Linked DNA regions of Homo sapiens: region 1 is linked to region 2. Evidence: chromatin contacts called from ENCODE Hi-C or POLR2A ChIA-PET data. All regions are on one chromosome and are shown on one strand. The core of a region is the stretch at or near the end of the contact, and the rest is flanking DNA. Distances in the headings are between cores, read along the strand shown.

The links. Hi-C counts contacts between places; a loop is a spot of excess contacts on that map. ChIA-PET counts read pairs that join two places held with the same protein, here RNA polymerase II (POLR2A). Pooled maps may share reads with other maps.
Region 1: a map of CD8-positive, alpha-beta T cell shows a loop between it and region 2 (20-fold over the local background). The contact joins the promoter of R3HDM1 here to the promoter of SMPD4 in region 2. A Hi-C loop is called at or near these places in 1 of 168 maps with a recorded cell type or tissue (CD8-positive, alpha-beta T cell) and 5 of 50 pooled maps. POLR2A ChIA-PET finds 5 or more read pairs at or near these places in 1 of 52 experiments (T-cell).

The regions. Positions count from the first base shown.
Region 1 is chr2:135,530,031-135,534,374 of GRCh38, forward strand. R3HDM1 (R3H domain containing 1) reads left to right here and starts at 1,454. Exons shown (of 27, transcript NM_001378107.1): 1 at 1,454-1,603. ZRANB3 (zinc finger RANBP2-type containing 3) reads right to left here and starts at 1,188. Exons shown (of 21, transcript NM_032143.4): 1 at 1,097-1,188. RefSeq lists enhancers at 501-580, 931-1,200, 1,169-1,463 and a silencer at 1,431-1,620.
Region 2 is chr2:130,178,578-130,183,058 of GRCh38, forward strand. SMPD4 (sphingomyelin phosphodiesterase 4) reads right to left here and starts at 3,025. Exons shown (of 20, transcript NM_017951.5): 1 at 2,953-3,025. MZT2B (mitotic spindle organizing protein 2B) reads left to right here and starts at 3,685. Exons shown (of 3, transcript NM_025029.5): 1 at 3,685-3,875; 2 at 4,050-4,198. The coding sequence starts at 3,706. RefSeq lists an enhancer at 1,937-2,733 and silencers at 2,781-2,920, 3,431-3,940.

The DNA.
Region 1 (4,344 bases), core at 204-2,703, 5.3 Mb after region 2:
TCCTGGCCAACATGGTGAAACCCCGTCTCTACTAAAAATACAAAAAATTAGCTGGGCTGAGTGGCGCGCGCCTGTAATCCCAGCTACTCCGGAGGCTGAGACAGGAGAATGGCGTGAATCAGTGAGCCAAGATCCCACCACTGCACTCCAGCCTGGGGACAGAGCAAGACTCCGTCTCAAAAAAAAAAAAAAAAAGTGTGTCTGTAAATGTAGTTCAGAACTTCGGAGCCCTGTCTTTACAGTTCAAACTGACCACGCGAAGACTAAAGGCAGTAGAGGTACTTTCTACAAATTTAGCCGTGCAATCTAATAGCGAGCAGGCCGAGACGCCCGCGATTGAAGGCCGGGGTGGAGAAAGTAATAAGGGCCCTGGAAATTACCCCCATCCCATGTCACCCACTCTTTCTTAAAATGCCATTAAATTCCGTTCAACTTTTTATCTCCCATGCAAGAAACTAGCGACTTGCCAGCCACGCCACTTCCAGCCAGTCACACCTGGCGTATTCGCCGCAGAATCTCCAACTCCCGCCACAGGTTTGGGACGTGTCCGCCCCTAAGCGGAAGTGACGTTCAACGGGACAACGTGAAAGTAGATGAGTTTAAATACGTACTAATAATTTAAAACCCCTATGGTATTTTGAGGAAACTCTTCCGGCTACCCTTCTTCCATCACTTCTCTCCCGTTAGGGTTGCGAAAAGGGCTCTGTACAGCCTCGCGACAACTCGTTCTCCGCCCTAATTTCAAGTCATTCAAAACTCTGTCCCTTTTCATTGGCTGAAGCGGCGGCATGGGTACCTCTCAGGAACTACAATTCCAGCCAAGCACCGCGACAAGTGAACGGAGGAGAAGTTATGAGTAGGGGAAAAGCATGTTGGGAATCGTAGTCCGCTCCAGGCCGAAAAGAGCAATCACCCCGCCCTCCGCCACTGAAGCTGGAGAAACCAGGTGTTCGTTTCAGAACCCGTTAGCGCTAAGGGGAGGAGCCAACCCCTTAAGCAGCATGCCTCACTTCGCCCCACATGGAGGATAATTTTCCTTTACCCCTAAAAAGCACTATAAATACCCACTGAGGAGATCTGGTTGTCTTTTAAATACCTCGAGTCAGTAAAAACTCACGAAACTCCGCACCTCAGGCTCCAACTCGTGGGAAAAGGTAGCTCTTTTACAAGTGGGCAAAATGGCTGTCCTCCTAGTTTTACCATTGGTTGGCTTTTGCGTCCTTCAAGGGCGGTTACTTACCACGGATTGGTTCTTTTTCTCTTGAGGTTGGAGGAAGATTTGGCACGGCTCTCCGCGGCCTGGGAGGAGGTAAAGGGGTGGAGAGAAGACAGTTTTTTTCAAGCTTGATTGGGCAAAACTCATGTCACTCCGGGGACGTACAACCTATGAATAGTCGGCTGCCGCTCAAAGAGAACGAAGAGGCGGGGCTAGTGCGTGGTGGGAAGGGGCGGGATTCTGCCAGCCGCGGCTGCCGCTGGAGCCGGTGTCCGGGCTGGTGATGGGGTTAATTCCCTTTCGTAAGACTCTTACTTGCACCCACCCAGCCCCGCCGTCGCCCCGCCGCGCCGCGCTCCAACCGCCTCCTCCTCCTCAGTAACGCGGGTAAGAGATGCCCTTCCCTCCCCCGTCCAGCTCCCCGGGAATAACGCGCCTTGCTCCCCTCCCCCGCCCGCCAACCGGTAGCGCTAACGGAGAAGGAGGCAGGCAGGGGAGAGATGTGGTGTGTGGAAAGGTGGCCTTCCCCGCCGGGTCGTCGGCGCTTCAGCCAGGGCCTTCTGACGTCCCGCTGCTGCCAGCCCGCCGTTAGGTCGGGTTCCGAGTGAGCCAGGCTCGCCTGGCCCGCGGCTGCGGCTCCGGCTGCAGCTGCAGCCACTGCCTTGTGCCCACCGCCCCCACCCGGGGGCCATGTGAAAAGCAAACCCCTCGAGGCCTAGCGGAGGAGGCAGGGGAAAGGTTTCCGAGTCCCTGCCATGGCTGCTGCTGCTGCCTCCGCGGCTGCTCTTGCAGCCCCAGGGACTCGGGAGCCAGCCACAGCAGGCCTGCCAAGAGCGTGGTACTGCTCTCTCGTGTGGCTGGCGCCGGTGCCCCGGGCTCCCCCGGCCGCCCCACGGCCGCATCCCCTGGCCTTGCACCAAGAGAATTTTCAGCTTCGACCGGTTGGTAAAATGTAGGTACATTTTCCCTGTGGTACCAGAAAAAGCACAATGGGAATATTAAAAAGAAAGTTGAATGACTGTCAGTGCCACGGTCCCCCGGGATCAGATTTACACACGTTTTGATTCCTGAGCCTTAGGCTGCCAACAAATCTTTGTGGGCTTTGAAGTTTTTTGGTGTTTTGTTTTCTTTTGTTGCTGTGACTAGGTGCAAAGGGTGACTCTGTTGAGCTTGTTTTTATAAAGAAACTTAAATTATTGGGACTATCATGCTCCGTGTGTAATTGTCCTGGGATAGTTAAGTAAAAGGTGAAGAAGAGGTGCTTTCCAAATTAGGATTAGTGAACAGCAAATGGTTTTTCTAATAAAATTTTCTAAATATATATATATATATCTTCATGGTTATAGTTTACCTAATTGTAACTGTAAGAAACCTTTTTTAGCTTAAATATCATTGATGACAAAAACTTTTAAATGAAAAGATGATTAAAGTCAAACTGAAAGTCTACCCATTTATAATATGTGAAACAAGATCTTCTAAGTAATAGGATACCAGTCTGACAGGAATAATTGGACACGTCTCAATTTCTAAAAATTTGGCATATTTGGCTATTTTTAGGGCATTCTGTTATGATTTCTTCATCACATTTTGATGGAGTACGCTCGTCTTTTCAAATACCACTCTGCTTTTATGCCTGGAAGAATATGTCTTTAAATCATGGATTCTATAGTCTGTAGTAGACATAACTGTGATCAGAGATAAAATTCTAGGCCCATTTCTGAGGTTTACTTGTTAGCAGAATAAACTTGGGTTCTGAGGAAACATCTGAGTTTTGATCATTTCTTCAGGGTTTGAGAAGACTATGGTGGCTTAATGATCTTCTGTATTCCATAACTAGTACACCTAGTTACAGAATTGACATAGATACATTCAGGTCCTGGAGGAAATTTGTGGTATCTATTAAAAAAATGAAAATTGCCAGTCATGTAGTAGTCACCTGTAGTCCCTGCTACTCAGGAGTGTGAGGTGAGAGGATCACTTGAGCCCAGGAGTTCAAGGCCAGCCTAGGCAATATAGCAGAACATGGTCTCAAAAAAATAAAGAAATAAATACACAGCCTTGGAAGGCAAGTCCCCTGAGATCCCCACAGAGTTCCTGTAACATATATTGCCAGCTGCCAGCATAGTATTTTCCAGAACTTAAGAGTTAATTGATAAATTATACAATCGATACTTTCAGATCTTGGGTGATTTATATAGAGAAAGAGCTGTTGAAAATTTAGGAGTCTTCTACATTTTCTTCCTGGCTGTTGGATCCCTCCATGAACCTCAGTTCGGTTTCCTCATCTGTAAAATGAGGATGATAATGCTTAACTTAGGGAGTTATGAAAATTAGAGATAAATATATAATAGTGGCCGGGCGCGTTGGCGCACCTGTAATCCCAGCACTTTGGGAGGCTGGGCGGGCGGATCACCTGAGGTCGGGAGTTGGAGACCAGCCTGACCAACATGGAGAAACCCCGTCTCTACTGAAAATACAAAAAATTAGTCGCTCATGGTGGCGGGCACCTGTAATCTCAGCTACTCGGGAGGCTGAGACAGGAGAATCGCTTGAACCTGGGAGGCAGCGGTGAGCCGAGATCAGGCCATTGAACTCCAGTCTGGGCAACAAGAGCGAAACTCCATCTTAAAAAGAAAGAAAACAGAAAATTAGAGGTAAAGTATGTAAATCCCCTAGCATTGTGCCTGACACAGTTTGTGCAATAAATATTAACTGTTATTTTCATGCATATTTAGAGAATGGGTTTGTTGTTCATATGCTGAGGGTGTTGTTGCAGCCTTAGAACACATTCTGTTACTGAAGAGTACCATGGGTGTATTAATTTATATAGTGACTTAAGCACAGTTTGCGACTAGTTATTTTTGATTAGCTTATGGAAGTTTTTTTGACTTTGAATTAAAATGCAAGTGTCTGTGGAATACATTTCAAATGGATTATTGGGAATAAAAATTAGTGTACTCCATGTAGTGGTTAACTATTGTAATATCTTTTAAATTTTATTTAGCTGTTAAATGTTTCAAGCTCTAGTTTATATACTTGCTATCCATATTCATTGTGCTACCAGATGACATTTGAACTGTTTAATACAGAGTTAAGATTAAGCAAATCATTTGAAATTGTTACAACCA
Region 2 (4,481 bases), core at 1,775-4,274:
TGAGGCCAGGAGTTTGAGACCAGTCTGGCCAACGTGGCAAAACCCCATCTCTACTAAAAATATAAAAATTAGCTGGGTGTGGTGGCGGGCACCTGTAGTCCCAGCAACTCGGGAGGCTGAGGCATGAGAAATGCTTGAGCCCAGGAGGCGGAGGTTGCAGTGAGCCAAGATCACACCATTGCACTCTAGCCGGGGTGATAGAGGGAAACTCTCAAAAAATGGAAAAAAAAAAAGAAAAAAAAAGAAAGAAAACTAAGATCAGCTTTCCAGAATCCTACCTCTCAGCTCACCCAGGTCAGAAATGAAAAATGCTCAGACCTAGACTTCACAGACAGGAAGTCTGCCAAGTCCCACTGGTGGGCTAGTTACAGTTTTCATGGCCCAGCTCTGCCCACTGCACAAGTAAAGGCACTGGGGTGACACCTGGCAGTCTGTGGAGGAAGAGAGGCTGGGTGTAAAGAGGCCATGTAGGCAGCTGTAGAGTGAGAGGAGACAGGAATCTCTGCCTCTCGGCAATAGGAACATCTCCCAAGTTTTTTCAATTCTTTTTTTTTTTTTTTTTTTGAGACAGAGTCTCGCTCTGTTGCCCAGGCTAGAGTCCTGTGGCGCTATCTTGGCTCACTGCAAGCTCCGCTTGGGTTCACGCCATTCTCCTGCCTCAGCCTCCCGAGTAGCTGGGACCACAGGCACTGGCCACCACACCCGGCTAATTTTTTTGTATTTTTAGTAGAGACGGGGTTTCACTGTATTAGCCAGGATGGTCTCGATCTCCTGACCTCGTGATCCGCCTGCCTCGGCCTCCCAAAGTGATGGGCTTACAGGCATGACCCACCGCGCCCAGCCTCTTTTTTCTTTTTTTGACTGAGTCTCACTCCATCATCTCACTGCAACCTCCACCTCCAAAGTTCAAACGGTTCTCGTGCCTCAGCCTCCCGAGTAGCTGGGATTACAGGGGCCTGCCACCACAGGCTGCCTAATTTTTCTATTTTTAGTAGAGGCGGGTTTCCCTATGCTGGCCAGGCTGGTCTCAAATTCCTGGCCTCAAGTGATCCGCTGCCTCAGCCTCCCAAAGTGCCGACTTTTTCAATTCTTTTTTGAGATGGAGTCTCGCTCCGTTGCCAAGCTGGAGTCCAATGGCATGATCTCGGCTCACTGCAACTTCCGACTCCCTGGTTCAAGCAATTCTCCTGCCTCAGCCTCCCGAGTAGCTGGAATTACAGGCACATGCCACCACATCCAGTTAATTTTTGTATTTTTAGTAGAGATGGGGTTTCACTATGTTGGCCAGACTGGTCTCAAACTCCTGACCTCGTGATCAGCCCTCCTCGGCCTCCCAAAGTGCAGAGATTACAGACGTGAGTCACCATGCCCGGCCGCTTTTTCTTTTTTCTCCTTTTTTTTTTTTTGAGATGGTCTCGCTCTGTCGCCCAGAGTGGAGTGCAGTGGCGCGATCTGGGCTCACTGCAAGCTCCGCCTCCCGGGTTCACGCCATTCTCCTGCCTCAGCCTCCCTAGTAGCTGGGATTACAGGCGCCCGCCACCACGCCCGGCTAATTGTTTTTTGTATTTTTAGTAGACAGGGTTTCACGTGTTAGCCAGGATGGTCTCGATCTCCTGACCTCGTGATCCGCCCGCCTCAGCCTCCCAAAGTGCTAGGATTACAAGCGTGAGCCACTGCGCCCGGCCAGCTTTCTCTTTTTCTTTTTTCAGACGGAGTCTCGCTCTGGGCTCTGTCGCACAGGCTGGAGTGCAGTGGCGCGATCTCAGCTCACTGCAACCTCCGCCTCGCGGGTGCAAGCAATTCTCTTACTCAGCCTCCCAAGTGGCTGGGATTACAGGCGCCCGCTACCACGCCCGGCTAATTTTTGTATTTTTTACTAGAGACGAGGTTTCACCATCTTGGCCAGGCTGGTCTTGAACTCCTGACCTCGTGATCCACCCGCCTGGGCCTCCCAAAGTGCTGGGATTACAGGCGTGAGTCACCGCTCCCGGCCTCAATTCTTAACCTAGCTATCAACTGCAGTGTTAAAGAAAAACGCCTCAGTCCTAAGGCACTTGGTCAAGAAAACGCTGCACTACTACAAAATGATCAAAGCAGCATTAAACTGTGGACTGTTCGGTAAGTGCGGAGCTCTAGAGACGATGAAGGGGAGAGCATCTCTGCTCAGAAGAAGCTTTCATGGGCAGCGACTGAAAGAATGAGGCCCAGAGGAATTTCTAGGAAATTTCCAAGAAAGGAAATTCAAACCCGAGAATTCCCAAGAGGTGTCTCCCACACCCCTGTTATCTGACTCTGCCATGGCCACCCTCCCCCGTCACAGGTCTCTGCGTGCCATGCACCTAGAGTCCACTTCATGGCGACTCTCCAACACCTATTTTCTCCAGGAGCTGCTTCGGACCCCGTTTGTTTTTTGTTTTGTTTTGTTTTTCTGACAGCGACAGCCCTTGGGCAACGCTAATCATTCCAAGCAAATTCTGTCATGCCAAGACCTCCCTTAACAGCACGCGCCCACTTGTTCCCAACTCTCCTGCCAATTGGGCTTCGGGAGCCTCCAAAACCAAGGCTCGGAGATGTGGAGCACACAGGGGAAGGGTCGAGCTGGGACCCACACCCGGCTCTTACACCCACACCGCCTGTTGAGCCCAAGGCTCAACTTCAACACAAAGCTCTCCTTCCCTCAATTCCTTCAACGAAGGTTAACCTTCAGCGAACACCTACCGGACCGGGACAGAGTGTACGAGCCGCGCGGGAAGGTGGCACAAAGGCATGGCCCAGAGGGGTGGCAGAAGACTCAACCGGGGCCCTCCACTCCCCAGCCTGCCCTGCCTGGGCAGAGCCGGCTGGCCGGCCCGAGTCCTGGGGCTCGCGGAGGAACGGAGATGGCCTCCGCAGGGGCTCGGGGAAGCCCCCAGGGCGCCGGACCGTCTCAGGCGCGCATCCCGCGCCACTCACCTGTGGGATCCATAGCGTCGCTCGCCTCAGAGATGGAAGCCGCCATTCCGCCACGGCGCCGAAAGTCGTCATCAAGCTGCGCGCAGAGCCACGCCCCGCGGCCGGGCGGGAAAAGCGCTTCCACCTCTTTGGGCCGTTACCTCAAAAGGCGCGTGCGCAAAGCGAAGGCCGGCCGGGCGGGGAAGAGAAATGGCGAGGCAGGAGTGCGGGGGAGGGAGTGGTCCTTAGCTGAATGCGCCTGCGTTGTGGCGGCCTCCGGCGCCCCAAGGTACTTTCTCCCCAGCAAGGAATCCGCGTGCGCGTAAGCAGTATTGTTGATTAGTGCCCCCCCCTTCCCCCCGCCCGCCCCGAAAAGCGACCCCTAGTGGTGCACCGGTGCGGACCAGAAAATTGCACGCTTTCTTGAAAGAGGCATTTACCGAGCGCCCAATGTATGCCTGGCACTGGGCTGGGTGCTGCCACCTAAGCGAGCACGACCAATGCAGTCTATCAGGGAGGCCCAGATCGCCAAGCAGCGGACCCCTGCGGTCCGCCATGCCACTCCCGGCTCCTAGAGCGCCGCTCAGCACACCGTGAGCGCCCAATAACTGTTGGGCTTCAATGACGCCGCGGAGGCGGCCCCGTCCCCGCGCTCCCGCCCCTCCCGCCAGGGCAGCCCGGGAGGCCAGACGTTGACGCTGCAGGGAGAGGGTGGTGGGCGCAGCCGCTAGGGGGCGCGGCGGGGCGGAGCGCACCTTTCCGCGGGCCGCGGGGATGGCGGCGCAGGGCGTAGGGCCTGGGCCGGGGTCGGCGGCGCCCCCGGGGCTGGAGGCGGCCCGGCAGAAGCTGGCGCTGCGGCGGAAGAAGGTGCTGAGCACCGAGGAGATGGAGCTGTACGAGCTGGCGCAGGCGGCGGGCGGCGCTATCGACCCCGACGTGTTCAAGTGAGCGGGGCGGGTGGGGGCCGCATGCTAGCCAGACACCCCCCGACCTCTGCTTTCCGGGTACGCCCGGCCCGCTGGTCGGGAGGAGCCCCCGCCCCCGTCCTTGTCGGGTCTTCAGGGAGGTGGCCGCGCCGGGCGGAGAGGGCTCACCGGCCCCGCGTCTGTCCCCGCCAGGATCCTGGTGGACCTGCTGAAGCTGAACGTGGCCCCCCTCGCCGTCTTCCAGATGCTCAAGTCCATGTGTGCCGGGCAGAGGCTAGCGAGCGAGCCCCAGGACCCTGCGGCCGTGTCTCTGCCCACGTCGAGCGTGCCCGAGACCCGAGGTCAGAGCTGGGCCCGCTGTCCCTGCCCCAGTGGCGGGGGTGGCGGGCGGGGAGGGGGCAGGCGCGGCACAGCGGCGGCGTGGCCCTGAGTGGCCAGGCCTGTCTGTCGGTCTAGGCCCAGCACCTGCAGGGCCCATCCGTGGGCTCTGCTCCTGGGCTTCGCTGCCAGCCTTAGGAGGCACGTCCAGGTCAGGTGGACGCAGAGTGCGTACCCCAGGGTGGTCCAGGCTGGGTAGGGCTCCTCCGCTTAGCTCCCCTCCACCTCTTCACTCAGGCCTTCATC